Linked DNA regions of Homo sapiens: region 1 is linked to region 2. A link is a loop called in an ENCODE intact Hi-C map of the cell type or tissue named here. Cell type or tissue: heart right ventricle. All regions are shown on one strand. Links, peaks and the distances in the headings refer to the core of each region. The heading gives the core; the rest is flanking DNA.

Region 1 (7,971 bases), core at 1,013-6,012, 100 kb before region 2:
AGCAAACCACTAGAAGTGAGGGGGGAAGCTTAGAACAAATTTCTCTCTCAAAAATCTGAGATCAAGTCTGACTTGACCTCACACTTCTAGCCTCAAAACTGTGAGACAGCAAGTTTCTGTTATATAAGCCATTCAGTATTTGGTACTTCATTTTGGCAGCCCAGGACACTGATATTGTCTCTGAATCTCCATTCCCAAATTTCAGTGGTGTCCTCCACCCATCTCTCTCCACTGCCTCATCTCCCATGCATGCATCCACTCATCGATACCAGACCTCTGTGGTCATCATTCTGCTGTCATTTTCTCATCTAAGCCACCAATGACCTTGTTGCTAATACTGATGGAACATTCTTCAGCTCTTTCCCAACCCCTCTGCAACATTTTACCTTGTTTCTCTGTCCCTTCTTTCTCTTGTCTTCCATGGCACTGCACTGCCGAATCTTTCTCCTGCTTCTTTGGTTTGCCTTAGTGCCCTTTGGATTTCCCTCCAATTGCCACTTCCTTAAGTGGAAACGTTCCTCGGGGTTCTAGCTCAAGTCCTCTTATCTTGACAGGTTAGCCTATTCTTGAGGATTCTTATCCATTCCTGTTGGCTTTAAGCATCATCTGTCATCAGAATCTCTCATTTAGATTTTTCTCCCGGATTTCAGGCTCCTTCGTGATCAGAGCTCATTTGTTTGATGGAAAAAGAAACCCACTCAAACTAGTATGCGTGAAAGGGGGTTTCTTGGGTGGAATCAGGGTTACTTGACTGCTGTAAATAGCGAGAATTACACACCTCACAAAGGAGGGACAGAAGACTGGAGAACAAAGCCCAACTTTCTCCACATCCCTCCCCCGTGCCACCTACTCCCCATCTTTCAGCAGATTCCAGGGGAGAAACACCCAGGGACTTCCCCTGGGTTCCCTAAGCTTGCCCTCGAAGGAAGTACAAGCTCAGTTACCTGTCTGTAGTCTGGTCTCTGCTTTCCTCCCAACCCTCATCTCTCTGCTCACTCAGTCACTTTCTAGGTGCCAACCACACCAGCTTTCTTCAAATCCCTGGGGGCCTCCAGCGTGCTGGCCTCCAGGCCCTGGGTATGACTCCTTTCATCTTCCTAGAACAAGCCACCTCCCTTTCCACTTGGCTAACTCCAACTCCTCCAGTACATCATAGCGTACATCCACTTCCTTTTGAAAGTGTTCCTGCTCACCTATACTCCGCCGCCACCACAATTCTGAGTTTATTATTCTGGATTTGGGGCTCCCAGCACCCAATGTTTCCCACATCATGCACCCACACTGTGTGGCATTTCCATCTATTCTTCCACGCCCCCCACTGAGCTGAAAAGCTGGAAGCATCTGTGGGACACAGCTGAGCTTGGTAAGGTGTGTTTGTTAAAAATCACAGGAACCTTTGAGCTAGCACAGGCCAGTGTCAACCTCAGTACTACTGACATTTTGGGCGGAATCGTTCTTTTGGGGGAGAGCTGTCTCGTGTGCAGCACAGGATGCCACACAGCACTGTTGGCCTCTACCCACCAGATGCCAGTTACACTCTCCCCTCCCTCAGTCAAGACAAAAAAAAGTCTCCAGATGTTGCCAAGTGTTGCCAAAGTGTTGCCAAAATTGCTCTTGGTTGAGAACCACTGGTTTAGGCTAACAGGGGTGTTTGTCACAGGGATACTGGTGAGAACAAGGGGCTGATGTCGTTAGGGATTCCAGCAAGTGGACTTCCTGTGTTCCCCAGAATCTTGACTTAGGGGCTGAAACAGCTCTGCAAATGGTGTCTGCCTGGAGTGTGGTCTGTGGACTATGAAGAGCAAGGTGCAACCAGCAGGAGCTGATGCCCACGCATCAGGCAGGTCGTGGAGGCCACGCAGGAGAGTTGGGCTTTCTCCTCCTCACATGTTGGATGCAGACAGGAAGCAACATGGTGATATTTGCAATGTAGACAGATGGAGGCAGCAATGTGAGCAGATGTGCAAAGGGTGGAGGTTTAAGACAAGAAGTCTGGACTCTCCATTAGAGGGCTGCAAGATAGGCTGTCACAATGGTGTGAATGAAAAATGTGAGAGCTTCAACTGAGGCAGCAGTTATGCCACCTTCTCCCTCTTAGTATTTGTGGTAATGCTCGGAGAAGTACACTTTTTAACCTTTTTATTTGGTAATTTGTTTCTTCTTGGTAGGAACAAAGACCTGGATACAAGCAAGGAAAATAGGGTACTTAACTAATTTCCTAGGCTACCTTAAAAACTAAGAGAAATGGAAAATTTGATGGAGAAAAGAAACATTGTAATTTGTTTGTCATAAATTACATTGTAATTTAAATGTGAGACATTAGAACAATTTAGTTTTTATTCCTGCCTATATTATTACATACCATTCTTCCTTGTTTTGAAACTCTTAACTAGGTGAGGCAGAGCTAGAAATTGTCTCCTTATATACTTTTCCTGAACAAAGGAATTCCAAATTTTTGCTGGCCTCATAGCTTTTGGAGTAAGGTTTTACAGGTATGATAAGGAGACTAAGTTCTGGCCTGATATAGCAGAAGTGAGGAATGTGATTCTTAGAAGTTTTCCTAAAGGGAGGAAGTGAATTCTTTGTTCTGTTTTGCACTGGCTTGAAGGCAGACATGGTGGCTGGCGCTTCAGTAACTATATTGGGCCATGAGCTGAAAGCACGTGTTGAGGATGTGGCACCGCAAAATAAAGAAGCCCCGCTTCCTGATCCTGCAGAACAAGGGCCAGCAAACTTTTTCTCTAAAGGGCCGAATCTTCAGTTTCGTAGACCCTACAGGTCTCTGTCACCACTAGTCAATTCTGCCATTTGAGAGTGAAAATATCCATGGAAAATATAGAATAAATGAGTTTCTAATGTTCCAATTTGTTTTTCGATAAAACTTTATTTATGGACATTGAAATTTGAATCCCTTATAATTTTCTTTTTTTAAAATTCTATGCAAGGAAACAGTAGAATCTCTCATCATTTTCAGCCATTTAAAAAAGGAATAATAATTCCTAGCTCCAAAGCTATACAAAGACCCTGGGGCCAGATTTGGCATGGGGCATGTTTTGTCCACCCCTGAAATAAATCACCATACAGCCCCAAATTGTTGATCTTTAGGCTTTACCTACAGGAAAGAGACACTTTGGTGTTGCTTCTGCTAGATGGAGTTTGCTCTGATTCAGCAAAACGAATTCCTGACTTATGATTACTAGATGCAGCAGCCCCTGGGGGTGCTCCACCCACACGCAACCCATATCAATTCTTTTCCAGCTCCGTGCACCCTTCCGGGTTTCTGTGGCTTGCTTCCAAGGCTCAAACTTGCAACTCTCTTTTAAGATAACCTTAGGTCCACTGGCACCTGTGGCTGGAAAGTTGGAAGTGCCTGAGAATTTACATGCCCTCTGGGCAGCCCTTCCCTAGAGAACTTCAAAGCCTCGCTGACTTTTGCATCTGGACGAACTCAGACAGAATTTTTACCCTGGAGTTCCCCTGTAGAATCAGGCACAGGCCTCCCTCCTCAGGACTTTGCCTGACATCACACCTTTGTTTGGTTTGCTCCCGGCTCCTGTCCTGTTTTTCCTGCTCTTTCCTGGACTTCCTATGGGAGCACTTCCTTCACAATTCACGTGCACATAGCCCTTGTCAAGGTCTACTTCTGGAAGCTTCAATCTAAGCCATAGTAATCATCCTTGCTCAAGGAGATTTTTCTCCAGACTCCAATAAAACAGAAGAAACAGCAGTCTCCTCTTTACAGAAATAAAAAGGAGTGTTCTAGCTAAAGCCCTTTTTACAGAGCAGCATAATGGGTAAGAGCAGGGGCTCCAGAGTCAGCCTGCTTATAAACAGTCTTTTGGAGCCTCAAGATTCCTCATCTGTAAATTGGAGCTAATGACAATGACAGCACAGGGGTTGTGTTGAGGCTATGTTGAATATCATGGCACTTACACATCCCATCCAGCACACAAGAAACACTCCATAAAAGTTAGTTACTATGAGCATCATTAATATGTTGTCTGAGGCATTTTGACACAACCACTGCTACTTGTAAATTCCAACACAGAATTTTCTTGGTACATAATAGAAAAACAAGTGCTATCTGCTGCTCTGTGAGAAGCTGATGATGAATTACCAAATAAGATTTTCTACTTTGTAGGTATATTTGAATATCAGTATGTCCAATTAATTCAGTATAAATATAAAGGACACATCCTGCTTGAAAATGTCAGCAATAAGTTAGGCAAATGGCTGCATTCTGAAACCAGGCATACCTGGACCATACTCCCAAATATGCTGCTCCTGTAGAGACTTCAGTATTGATTTACCCAATCAGATTGCCAATACTTACCTCCTAAGGTTATTGTGAAGATTAGACAAAACTCTGCATAAAAAACACTTAGCTACTCTTTATTAGGAATTTACTATGTTCCCGGCACTGTGCTATTGTTATCCATGCCCAATTCCCCGGAAGAGAAGTGGAAAGATTCCATACATCACTGGGATACCTTTACCCTGATGACAAAGGCAGCAATGGCACCGACTCCCAGAAGATAATCTTTTAGAAAATAATCACCTGGTTTTTTCCTCGGCCATTAGCCTTCTTGGGTCAGTTTGCTAGAAACCAACCCCCCAACAACAAAGAAACTCCAAGGAAAATGAGCCTCTTCATTGCTGCTGAAAGCAGGGGGAACTGCGTCCTCTTACAGGCTCTTTACTATGGTTGATACAAGTGAGTCTCCATTTTTTAGCTTCAGTACCATCCAGTCAATGCTTTGTAGGAAGAGCTGCATGTCGGAGTGTTAACCCGCCAGTGTTTGTGCATCTCTCTGGGAGCCCTCCTGGCAGAGCCCTCCTCTGCACCAGCACAGAGGTCTGATGTGGGACGGTCAGGCTATCAGAGCTCAAAGAGAAAACAAATCTCTTCTGTATAGGCCAGGAAGGCCTCACCAAGGAGCCTTTTTGCTCTGCTTGGGAGGGAATGGAAAGAAAAAAAGGGAAAACCACACCCTTCGAAGGCCTCAGTAAATATTTGAAGCGTGCCTAGGTTTGGCCAAATGAGAACTCCCCTTATTTAAGTATTTATGAAATGATCAAATAGCAGGATTGTATTTCCATGAGCTAGAGAGTTCTTATTTAGTGACACAGATTTTTTTTTTGTTCAAACTTTTTTCTTTTTTTGCCACATTCAGCAATTGCTATCAGATGCTGAATGTCTGTGGTCACATACTCAGCTTCCTGTTTATAAATGCGCTCTGTTTTCAGTGAGTCAGCAGTTTCTTGTTCTACAGAGAGGTAAAACTGGTGGTGTCAGGGCCGTGGGGGGTTGAATGAGCTTTGTGAATGGCCCAGTGTGTGCTGGGCCTCAGGATTTGTGTGAACAGGTACTCACACTGTCTGTGGCTGTCCATAAGCTGAAATAATTCAGCCCAGTGAGTTTGGTGGTTTCTCATCTGATTCTGTCCAAGCGAAACAAAGCCAGACACTAAAGTGGTAAGGACAGACATTAACCAGTAATAACTATTGCAATAGGGAAGAGTCCAATGTAAACTGAACTCAGCTTCAATTTGTGCAGAGGTGACTGGACTTTTTTTTTTTTTTTTTTTTTGGAGACGGAGTTTTGCTCTTGTCACCCAGGCTGGAGTGCAATGGCACAATCTCGGCTAACTGCAACCTCCACCTCCCAGGCTCAAGTGATTCTCCTGCCTCAGCCTCCTGAGTAGCTGGGATTACAGGTACCTGCCATCACACCCGGCTAATTTTTTGTATTTTTAGTAGAGATGGGTTTTGCCATGTTGGCCAGGCTGGTCTCGAACTCCTGACTTCAGGTGATCCATCCGCCTGGGCCTCCCAAAGTGCTGAGATTACAGGTGTGAGCCACCATGCCTGGCCAGACTAGGCATTTTTAGGGAAGAATGAGGGAATAGGAAGGAGGGCAAACAGAACCAGTAGGGTCAGGGAAGTGAAAAATTACGAAGGGCTGTTCAGTATAAATGCAATCAGACCAGCTGTGCCTGCTAGCTGGCAGTTAGGAAAGTTAGGATTCTATCCTCTCTGAGACTGGGAGACAGAGGTCCTTACCCTTCCTGATGATTACATTCAAAGGAATAGCTTTCAGGGCCTTGAGAAACACACTCCTGGGTTGTAGGAGATACATATACATCTCAAAGGTTACAGAGAACTCAAAATTGCCCTTCTTAGTAAGTGCTCTACGAAAGAGTGGTCAGGCTAGTTCCAGGTGTGGGCTAGAGCAAGCAGTAAATCCCCCTGGGCAGCCTTGAGTTTTCTCAGGCAGGCATCCTTAAGGGGGTAGGAGCATCCTGGGGATGTGGCCTTGAGGTATTGGAAACCTTATTAGCGATTGTGCAAGTGTTTTAGAGCAAGGCTGAGGCCTGGCTGAGAAGAGGGCTCAGAAGAGCCTGACTAGAGTTTGCTCAAGGTCAGAGTCTTTGTCACTGTGAGGCAGCCCAGGGTCTGTCTTTGGCACTTCACTCACTTGCTTTGGTGCTACTGCTTCCTGACCTCGCCTACCAGTCCCGTTGTCAGCTGCAGTGGCCTCCAGCTGCCAGGTGGGCTGGAACTTCAAACGACTGATGTCCTTGAAGAGCCTGGGAGTTCTGGACTTTCCTGCCTCCCCTCCCTTGGCCCCAGCACACACTGCTCCATCTGCCCCTCCTTCCACACCCTCTTGTAAGCCAGCTCCACATCGCCTTTGGAATTCGGTTTTTCCTTCATCTCTTCGTGTGAAAGCCTCCCCTGAGCTCCAGTACCTGGGTTTGGCATTCCCACAACACCAAGCTCTTCTCTCCTGGAGCATTTATTGCACTGTATTTCAGAGAATAGTTAAGCACTGGTTTCCCCCACTAAACTGTAAGCCATAGGAGAGCAGGGACTAGGTGCAATTCAATCAGCAGGTGCTTACTAAGTGCTTGCTGAGGAGTGGATGGGTGGTACCTGTCCTTTGATGCCTCCTCTCAGGACCCTGTTCTTAATGATTGGGAACACAGGCTCTGGGTTTGAATCCCAGCTTTTCCAATTACTCGCTGTGTGACCTTGAGCAAGGTGCTTCACCCCTCTTTGCCTAAGTCATCTCGACTGTCAGGAGGGTAGATGATGATCTCCATCTCACCGGCTGTGAGGGTTAAAGGTGTTGTATGTGTACCTGCTTGGAAGAGAGCCAGGCACAAGGAATCTTCAGTATTATTACCATTGTGTGTTCCAAGGAGGCCATCGGCTACTCTGCCAATGATTCATTGAGTGAATAAACGCCCAACAGGGCATTGGCCTTTACTGCTTCTGTTTTCTAACCGAGAAGAATGACTTTGAGAAACTCAATACCTTACTCCCCACCGAAGCCTGGCTGGCTGGTGTTCTGATGTGGGGCAGGTGCCACGTGGAGCCATGGAAGCTGAAGGGCAGAGCTGTACCTGGCCAGGACACTGCCTCCGCCTCAGCAGCTTCCCTCTCTACTCTCCCATCTCTGTTTCCCCCAGAATTGCCTGCGCTCAGGTGCAGCTTTCCTCCCCTGCCCGTTCCAACCTGGACCCTCCCCACAAACTCTCTCACACTCTCTCTCTGTCTCTCTATCACTTACACCCTCGCACGCACATCCTTGCAGGCACACTCACACTCTCACATGCACACTTTCACGTGTATATTCTTACACTCACACACATTCTCATACACACTCATGCACACTCACACACACACTCATTCTCACACTGTCTCACACTGTCTTCATCATTCACACGTACACAGTCACAAACACTCACACACTCTCACGTGCACATTTACGCTCCCATATACTCTTACACCCACACACGCACACACTTTCTCATGCACACTCACATATACACACATTCATACTCTCAACTTTCTCCTTGTCTCTCCCATGTACACACACACACTTTCTGATGCACTCACACTCCCACATGAACATTCACACTCTAACTCATATATTCTTACAAGCATACACACACACACTTTCTC
Region 2 (7,971 bases), core at 1,407-6,406:
GAAGTAGTGTTTAGTTAATTTATGAGGTTTATGAGGTTTCAATAAAGAAATAGGATTCATAATTAATCCAATTTCATTATGTGAAGTGCATGTACATTTGTATAATGTAGAAAAACACCAAAAATTGATGATGACTAAGCACCTTTTGTGTGCATGGCACATGCTGGATACTCTACATGGGGTCTCAGATAATTCAGAACCTATCTCATAGGATTGATTTAAGGATTTCCATTCATTGCTGTAAGACGCAAATTATTTCACTAGCTTTTAAATGGTTGAGGGAAAAAAAACACACACACACTGCATATTTTTCTATCCTATTTGTCCTACCTGTCTTGCAAGAACACAAATATCTTGTTCTTATGGCCTTGCAATGTTTGCTGTGCTGATAGCACACATCTACAATTGTATCTGAGTACTAGTTCCTATTTTCCAATTACATTTAAAATCTATTTACATTGCCTAAACATCTTAATTTAACGATTCATCAAGCATTTATTGAGCATTTACTATCTTCCAGACAATGTTCTGGGTGTTTGCTATACATCCGTAACCAAAAAAAGAGTCCTGTTCTCAGGAGCCTCCATTCCAGCAGGAAGGGACAAAGGGACACAGAGAAGAAACAATGGCATAATAAAGAAATGAATTAAACAATGTGTCAAAAAAAAGTCACAGCACTATGAAAAAAAAGAAAAAATAAAGCAAGATAAGGGGGGCCTCAGGAGTGAGCAAATGTTAAGTATGAGGTTCAGTTTGAGGAAAGACTGGAAGGAGGTGAAGAGGGAGCCAGTGAATATGTAAATATCTAGGGGAGGACCATACAGGCAGAGGAAACAGCCCAAAGGCAGGCCTCATCTGTTGGGAGACTAGGAAATCGGTCAGTTGGAAGGAGCAGAATAAGCAAGATGAAGAGTAAAAGGAGATGAGTTGAAACATAATGAAGGTTGTCATATTGTTCGGGGTCTTGAACGCTACTGTAAAAACTCTGGTTCTTCCTTGAGTGCAATGATGGATCATTGCAGAGTTTTAGGTGAGGAGTGACCTGGTCAGACTCATGTTTTCACAGAATCCTTTGGCTTCTGTATCAGGAATAGACTCTGGGAGGTACAAGGTAGAGGCAGAGAGACCAGTTAGGAGGTGACTACAATAATTCCAGAGAAGGATGACAGAAGAGAGTGGCCCCAGAAGTTGCAGAGGTGGTGGGAAGTGGCCAAATTCTGGGTGTCTGTTGAAGACAAAACCAGCCGAGCTTCTGGCTATTTCAATTTGGCGAGGTGTGAAAGAAGGAAAGGCGGTGAGAATGACTCTATGGTTTGGGCCTCAGAAACGAGGACAGGGTTACCATCAGTTGAGATAAGGAAAGCTGAATGTAGAGTAGATTTGGGGAGTAAGATCAGGAGTTCAGTTTTGAACATGGGTTTAAAATGTTTATATGGACACTGAATCACATTTGATGGAATTTGGCTGTTTTGAGTTTCTCTAATCATGCAGCCACAGGATACTTCACTAACACTAAAGACAAGTAGTTTTGTCACTAACTCAAATTTCACATTTATATCTGTATTTGTATTTATATGTATTTTTCTTACCCACAGAAACACCATGTGCACATACCCATGCATAAGAACTTTATCATCTTCTACGCTTTTTCATAACTTGTTTAAAAATTCAGTCCTAAATGACTTAATAGATGATCTCTCCAGTTAAAGAGAACCATTTCCCTCAGTAGAAAGAGCAGTTTGTGAAATAACTTACTCCAATTAGATGATGGATGGCATCATCTAATAACTAAACAGAACTTGAGACAGGAAACTCAGAAAGTATATAAGATTCCTATGTTTTCATGTCAGGCATAATGGGGCTGGAAGATAATCCATTCTGCTTCCTTCTAATACACCAACTACTGATAACACAGGAAAAAAAACTACTTTGTGAATTATCCTTTAATTTCTTAAAAGTTAACAGATGAGACCATAAAGTAATTATACATAAATAAATACCCACATACTCCACATATATACACATGCGCATGCACACACACACGAACTTACACTGCCAAACCAATGTTTAACTCCTCAAAGTAGTTATGTTGAAAAATAACATGTGCCAATAACAATAGCACTACTTGAAATTCTTTTAAATATTTTCAGGTTGTTCAAGAATGCTTGATTTAGTTTCTGTCCAGTTAAACCACCTGGGTTTGGGTCACTGCTTTGTTGCTTACTAGCTATATAACCTTGGGCACATTTCTTAACCTCTCTCTGCCTTAATTTCCTCATCAGTAAACTAGAAATGATAGAGCTGTTGCACAGACTGAGTGACTTAATATATGAAAAGTGTTTAGAACTGTTTCATCAGGCACATAGTAAGCATTCAATAAATATTAGCTTTATATGACCCATCTTCTTCATCAGATTTGGCTTTGAGGACAGATGTGACTTTTTAGTATTTCCAAAAAGTCACTTAGAGTGTGATTATTGCCATTATTGAGGCTATTCTATAACATGTACTGCAGATTTTGTTTAATCTTCCAGCATTCTTTCATAACTTGGGGTGAATAGTTTATCTGTTTAATAATTGTGTTGTTGATGGACATGCCTATATCTTGCCATTTGAATATGCCTACTGAAGATTTTGCAGCACTAAGCTCTAAGGACATCAGCTTTTAAATAGCTACCAGAAATGCGAATCAATACAACGTTCAAATAATAAGGTTTTGGCCTTCATTTAAACCCACAGAAAGGCTATAATAAAATGCGCAAGTTGGACTGTTTAACAAAATTCCAAGCCCACTCATTCTGGTTTTTCACTTTTTACATTTTTTAATCCATCCACATATCTCATCCTCATTTCTTCTAGAGCTCCAGCTGACTTGGAAATGTGCTGCCATTTCTCTTCTCGTGACTTGTAGAAACAATCATTTTTTCCAAGGCCATACACACCAAGGCTGGACAAAGCATGTTTTCCACTGCAGCTACTCTGCTATGGAACACTGCTTTCCCTCCCTCTCGCCTCTGAAATATACCATCTTCCAAAACAAATGGAAAACCTGCCACTCAAAACAAGATCTAGTAGCCTCAGGTCTCATTTCCACTCAAACCAAATTTAGTTCAATTAACGACCCCATTGCTTCAGGTAAGGCCTGATTTAGTGCCCAGTGCTTGGTAATGGAAACTTCAGGCAGATGAGGAGAAGGAAAACAAAGACCCCCAATTTGAATTCAGATTTTAAAGTGATCCAAAGCCCAAAAAAGAATAGTTCAAAGCATAAATATCAGAAAATAACACAAACCTGGAATAATAATTTTTAAATTGACCTTTAGCTTTAAGAAGAGTTTAGTGGTATTTAGAAACCTAATTGTGATCCCATTTAATCCTAGTTGTAAACTTAATATTTAAAAGCCCAGACCTTTGGAGGCAGAGGTTGCAGTGAGCCGAGATCGTGCCACTGCACTTCAGCCTGGGTGACAGAGCAAGACTTCGTCTCAAAAACAAACAAACAAACAAACAAACAAAAACAACAAAGCCTAGACCTTTGTTGCGTTTCATACGAGGGATGTGAAATGCTCATGAATTCACTCTCCCACTGTTGGTCCCCCGAGAGCTTCAATTGGCATTTCAAACTTTGCTGCCTTAATTCTTCTACTGTGACCAGCTCTCAAAGCTCCTTTTAGTGATGACAAGTATTTCTCAAAAGCAAGCAAATGGTTCTATTTTCAGTATAAAAACAACAAAACAAAATGTATAGTATTACTGAAAGAGGAACTTGAAAAATAGGAAAATGAAGCCCCCTTGTGGACAAAAATATGTTTTATCAGATATGCACAAAATTCACTGATCATATTTGAATACAAAAATACTCAGTAGAATATATTTCAAAGTAAAATGCAAAGGATTCACCCAAGATGGCCTAACTCCAATTCCCAATTCCAGTTTGTTGGGACACAAATGATCTCTTGTACCATTGAATGACCTTGGAGATCAGCTGAAAGAACTGTGGCTTAAGGAAATGTTTTAATTTGTCAGGAGAAAGAAGTGTGTTTTAAATGGTGGGACACAGAGGTTAACATTCTGATTGCTGGCTATGAACTCCCTCCAGAGTCTGAGATGTTATCAGCAACTCTATCCCCCACGCTCCCACCTTCTTCTCCCACTTAGGCTGCAGACAGACTTTCTTGCCACCTCCTCCAGGCCCAGATGACAAGTAGGGAGAGTGAGTCATCATGCAGGATAATCCGAATGTCTTGAGAACATGCTGTTTGAAAAGTCAGAAACAGCACTGAATCTGAAGACTTTATCACATTTGCATTTGCATAACTGCCTTTGCCCCAGACTCTGCCACTAACTTTGTTATTTTGGGCAAATCGCTTAACCTCTTGATCTTTAATTCCACCTTCTTAAAATTGGAATAAGAGCAATACTCTCTTTATCTGCTTCACCAGGTCCTTGAGCTTCTTCGCTAACTATGAAGGAAGAAGTGAGAGAACACTGTGGTGCCAAACTCAAACTCGCATTCTAGCTCTGCCACTTGCTGTCCACCAGCAGCCCTTCTGCTTTGGACCTTGGAGAAGTGTCAAAGCCTCTCTGCATTGCAGATTTCTCATCTTTAAAATAAAAATCATATCCCAGAGAGTTGTTGAAGATTCACTGGGTAAATGTAAAGCGCATAGAACAATGCCAGGCACTGTAAGTACTATGTAAGTAATAACTATCATTAGGACCATGTAATGGACCATGTAAATGGTTGTTATTATTACTGTTTGATATGCTCTGAAATATAGAAATAAGAAACATCATCATCTGAAATAATCTCCTAAGTTTAAAACTTTGCCTGGAAAGAAGTAACTGGTAACCATAGCTTTGGAGAAACTATGTTATTGAAAACTGCATTCTCGTGGCTCTACTATGTTGATAAAATGCATATGCTATATCTATTAGCTTTCACAAAAAAGTAAACACACCTGATGTGTGAAAATTATTTAATAATGTTAAAGGTTATCAATTTATGAGAACACTCTGCAATTGATCAATACACACAGTCTTTCCAGAAAGTTTCTATGCTCATTTGCCATTGTTATTACACATTCTAGTGGATAAAAGAGATACCACACTCCAATAAAAAATGAGGGGCAGATATTAAAAGGATGTTTTAAGGAATCGCCACACTGACTTCCACAATGGTTGAACTAGTTTACAGTCCCACCAACAGTGTAAAAGTGTTCCTATTTCTCCACATCCTCTCCAGCACCTGTTGTTTCCTGACTTTTTAATGATCGCCATTCTAACTGGTGTGAGATGGTATCTCATTGTGGTTTTGATTTGCATTTCTCTGATGGCCAGTGATGGTGAGCATTCCTCAAGGATCTAGAACTAGAAATACCATTTGACCCAGCCATCCCATTACTGGGTATATATCCAAAGGACTATAAATCTTGCTGCTATAAAGACACATGCGCACGTATGTTTATTGCGGCACTATTCACAATAGCAAAGACTTGGAACCAACCCAAATGTCCAACAATGATAGACTGGATTAAGAAAATGTGGCACATATACACCATGGGATACCATGCAGCCATAAAAAATGATGAGTTCATGTCCTTTGTAGGGACATGGATGAAATTGGAAATCATCATTCTCAGTAAACTATCGCAAGAACAAAAAACCAAACACCGCATATTCTCACTCATAGGTGGGAATTGAACAGTGAGAACACATGGACAAAGGAAGGGGAACATCACACTCTGGGGACTGTTGTGGAGTGGGGGTAGGGGGGAGGGATAGCATTGGGAGATATACCTAATGCTAGATGACGAGTTAGTGGGTGCAGCGCACCAGCATGGCACATGTATACATATGTAACTAACCTGCACATTGTGCACATGTACCCTAAAACTTAAAGTATAATAATAATAATAATAATAATAATAATAAAAGGATGTCTTAAATGTCATAAATTGCCTACACAGGCTATCAAAATCAGCAAGGCCAATTCCTGGATGCCTCTTGGCTCTTTTTCATCAAGTCTAAATTATGTTGACATTGTTAATAGCCATTGTGATTAAATCATAAAATTTCAGTGCACAAGACTTCATCATTCTAAAATCCTGACAGCAATTTCATTCACATTATACTGTAGACACAAGGAAAGCAACACTGTGATTATACACCCTAATCTACATCCCTTTTTCTTGGAATATTTAAAATTTCATAATGTGTTATTTTTCTTCCTTCATAACTTTGGGCCACAACAGCAGTATATAAAGTGGATCAGTCAGGTTTGCAGACAGTGTGGCTGGTACTTCCATCCCAACCTCCTTTCCTGCTGAAACGAACAAGGCAGAGGCGCAGGGTCAAGGGCAGTCAGGGTTAACCAGCAGGCAGGGCTGGGACCTTGAGGAGTCACAAGGAGACTTCAAAGCTGAGGGCAACAAACCTGACTCCCCACCTAGAACACAGAGCCCTCTTACGTGTGGTAATGTATCCTGATAAAGCGGGACTTGGGGCTTGTTATAGGCTGTGTCAACTCTAGCACTACTCTATAGTACCAGTTTCTAGTGTCCTGGTGGATAGAAGTTCTAGTAGATGAACTTCTGGGACTTGACTCAATCCCATAAACATTATTATCCCAGATTATCCCAGAAACAGGTGGAGTGATGAAAAAATGTGTGATTCATATCTACAAAAGAATCTAGCTTTGCTAGGTCAGTAGCTTACAATGTTTTTTCATTAATACCAAAACTAAAGAATACATTTTTCAAAGCAACCTAGTATGCATATATATATTCTTATGTGTGTGTGTTTAAAACTCTATATATATGAAGCAAAATTTTCACAAAAAACAATATTTACCCTCATTATACACAACACATTCTGATACTACCCATTCTATTTAATTTTTTAAAAAATTGGTTCTGACTCAATTAATTTCACAGCCCACGCCACAGGTTGCAAGTGGGGGCTCTGGGCAAAGACATCCTGGCCACAAGACCCGCCCGCTCTTCTAACCATATGACTTTGGTCAAGTAACTTAACCTTTCTGTGCCCCAAGTCTGTTGCAGTCTTCATTTTATTTCAAGAGTCATTGAGAGAATTAAACGAGAAATCATTTAATCATTTATGTGATACTTTTAGAACTGAGCCTGAGTCTTAGCAGGGGGTCAATAAGTGCTGGCCTGCTTCCCTGTCATTATCTCTGAAAGGCCTGTGGAACAAAACTGTCTGGCGCTGGGGGGTCCTTATGCCCAGAAATCAACTCTCACCATGGAGAGATATCTATTCACTCTCCTCCTCCCTCCATCTGCTCCAGTCACATGAGCTTTCCATGTCGTCAAACACGCTCCAGACTCACTGTCTTTGCCCTTAATCATTCTTCTGCCTCGAGTGCTCTTCCCTCTAACATGCCTATGGCTCCTCACTTCCCAGTCTAATCACCCTCCCCCAGCTTCCCACCTTTACTCAGAAAAGAGTTCACCTCACAGGCTGAAGGTTGCCTGTCCTGAGAAAGCCCTGCTCAGAAGGTTGGCACTGCACTGGTATCTGGGAACTCGGCTATTAAACAGTTTCCCATGCTAATATAAAACTTCCCCTAAATTATAAGGGAGGCTTGCTGTGTCTAAATTGCTTGTATAAATAATGTGATTTATGCTGGACACCTGCTTCCTTCTGGGGGCCAGGGATTTGGGTACATACTAAGCAGAGGGTGTCTACCTGACTGGCTCCCAGTAAAAATCCTGGGCACTCAGTATCTCATGAGCTTCCCTTGTATCAACACTTTGCATGTGTCATGACAACTCGTTGCTGGAGGCATTAAGTGCATCCTAGGTGACTTTCCTGGAAAAGGACTCTTGGAGCTTGACCCAGTTTCCTCTGGACTTCACCCCATGTGCTGGTTCCCTTTGCTGATTTTGCTTCACATTTTTTACTGTAATAAATCTTAGCCATGAGTATGCTAAATCCTATGAGTCCTTGC

The links. Peaks named below come from ENCODE experiments on the same cell type or tissue, not always from the same donor. Only the 100,000 strongest peaks of a DNase experiment are listed, where the experiment ranks them.
Region 1: a loop joins it to region 2, with 2.1 times the contacts of the local background. A loop is called at or near these places in 15 of 110 quality-filtered maps.

The regions. Positions count from the first base shown.
Region 1 is chr5:54,739,301-54,747,271 of GRCh38, forward strand. LINC02998 (long intergenic non-protein coding RNA 2998) reads right to left here and starts at 4,958. Exons shown (of 3, transcript NR_104658.1): 1 at 4,559-4,958. RefSeq lists an enhancer at 5,180-5,324 and a cis regulatory region at 5,247-5,257. In heart right ventricle, for the core only: a CTCF peak has its summit at 3,510; a DNase peak (open chromatin) is centred at 5,342; H3K27ac peaks cover 1,774 bases.
Region 2 is chr5:54,841,542-54,849,512 of GRCh38, forward strand. It overlaps the pseudogene CSPG4BP. Among named protein-coding and RNA genes, the nearest start is that of LINC02998, 100 kb to the left of the region's middle. In heart right ventricle, for the core only: a CTCF peak has its summit at 3,785 (motif pointing left); no DNase peak of the experiment used is centred there; H3K4me3 peaks cover 642 bases; H3K27ac peaks cover 550 bases.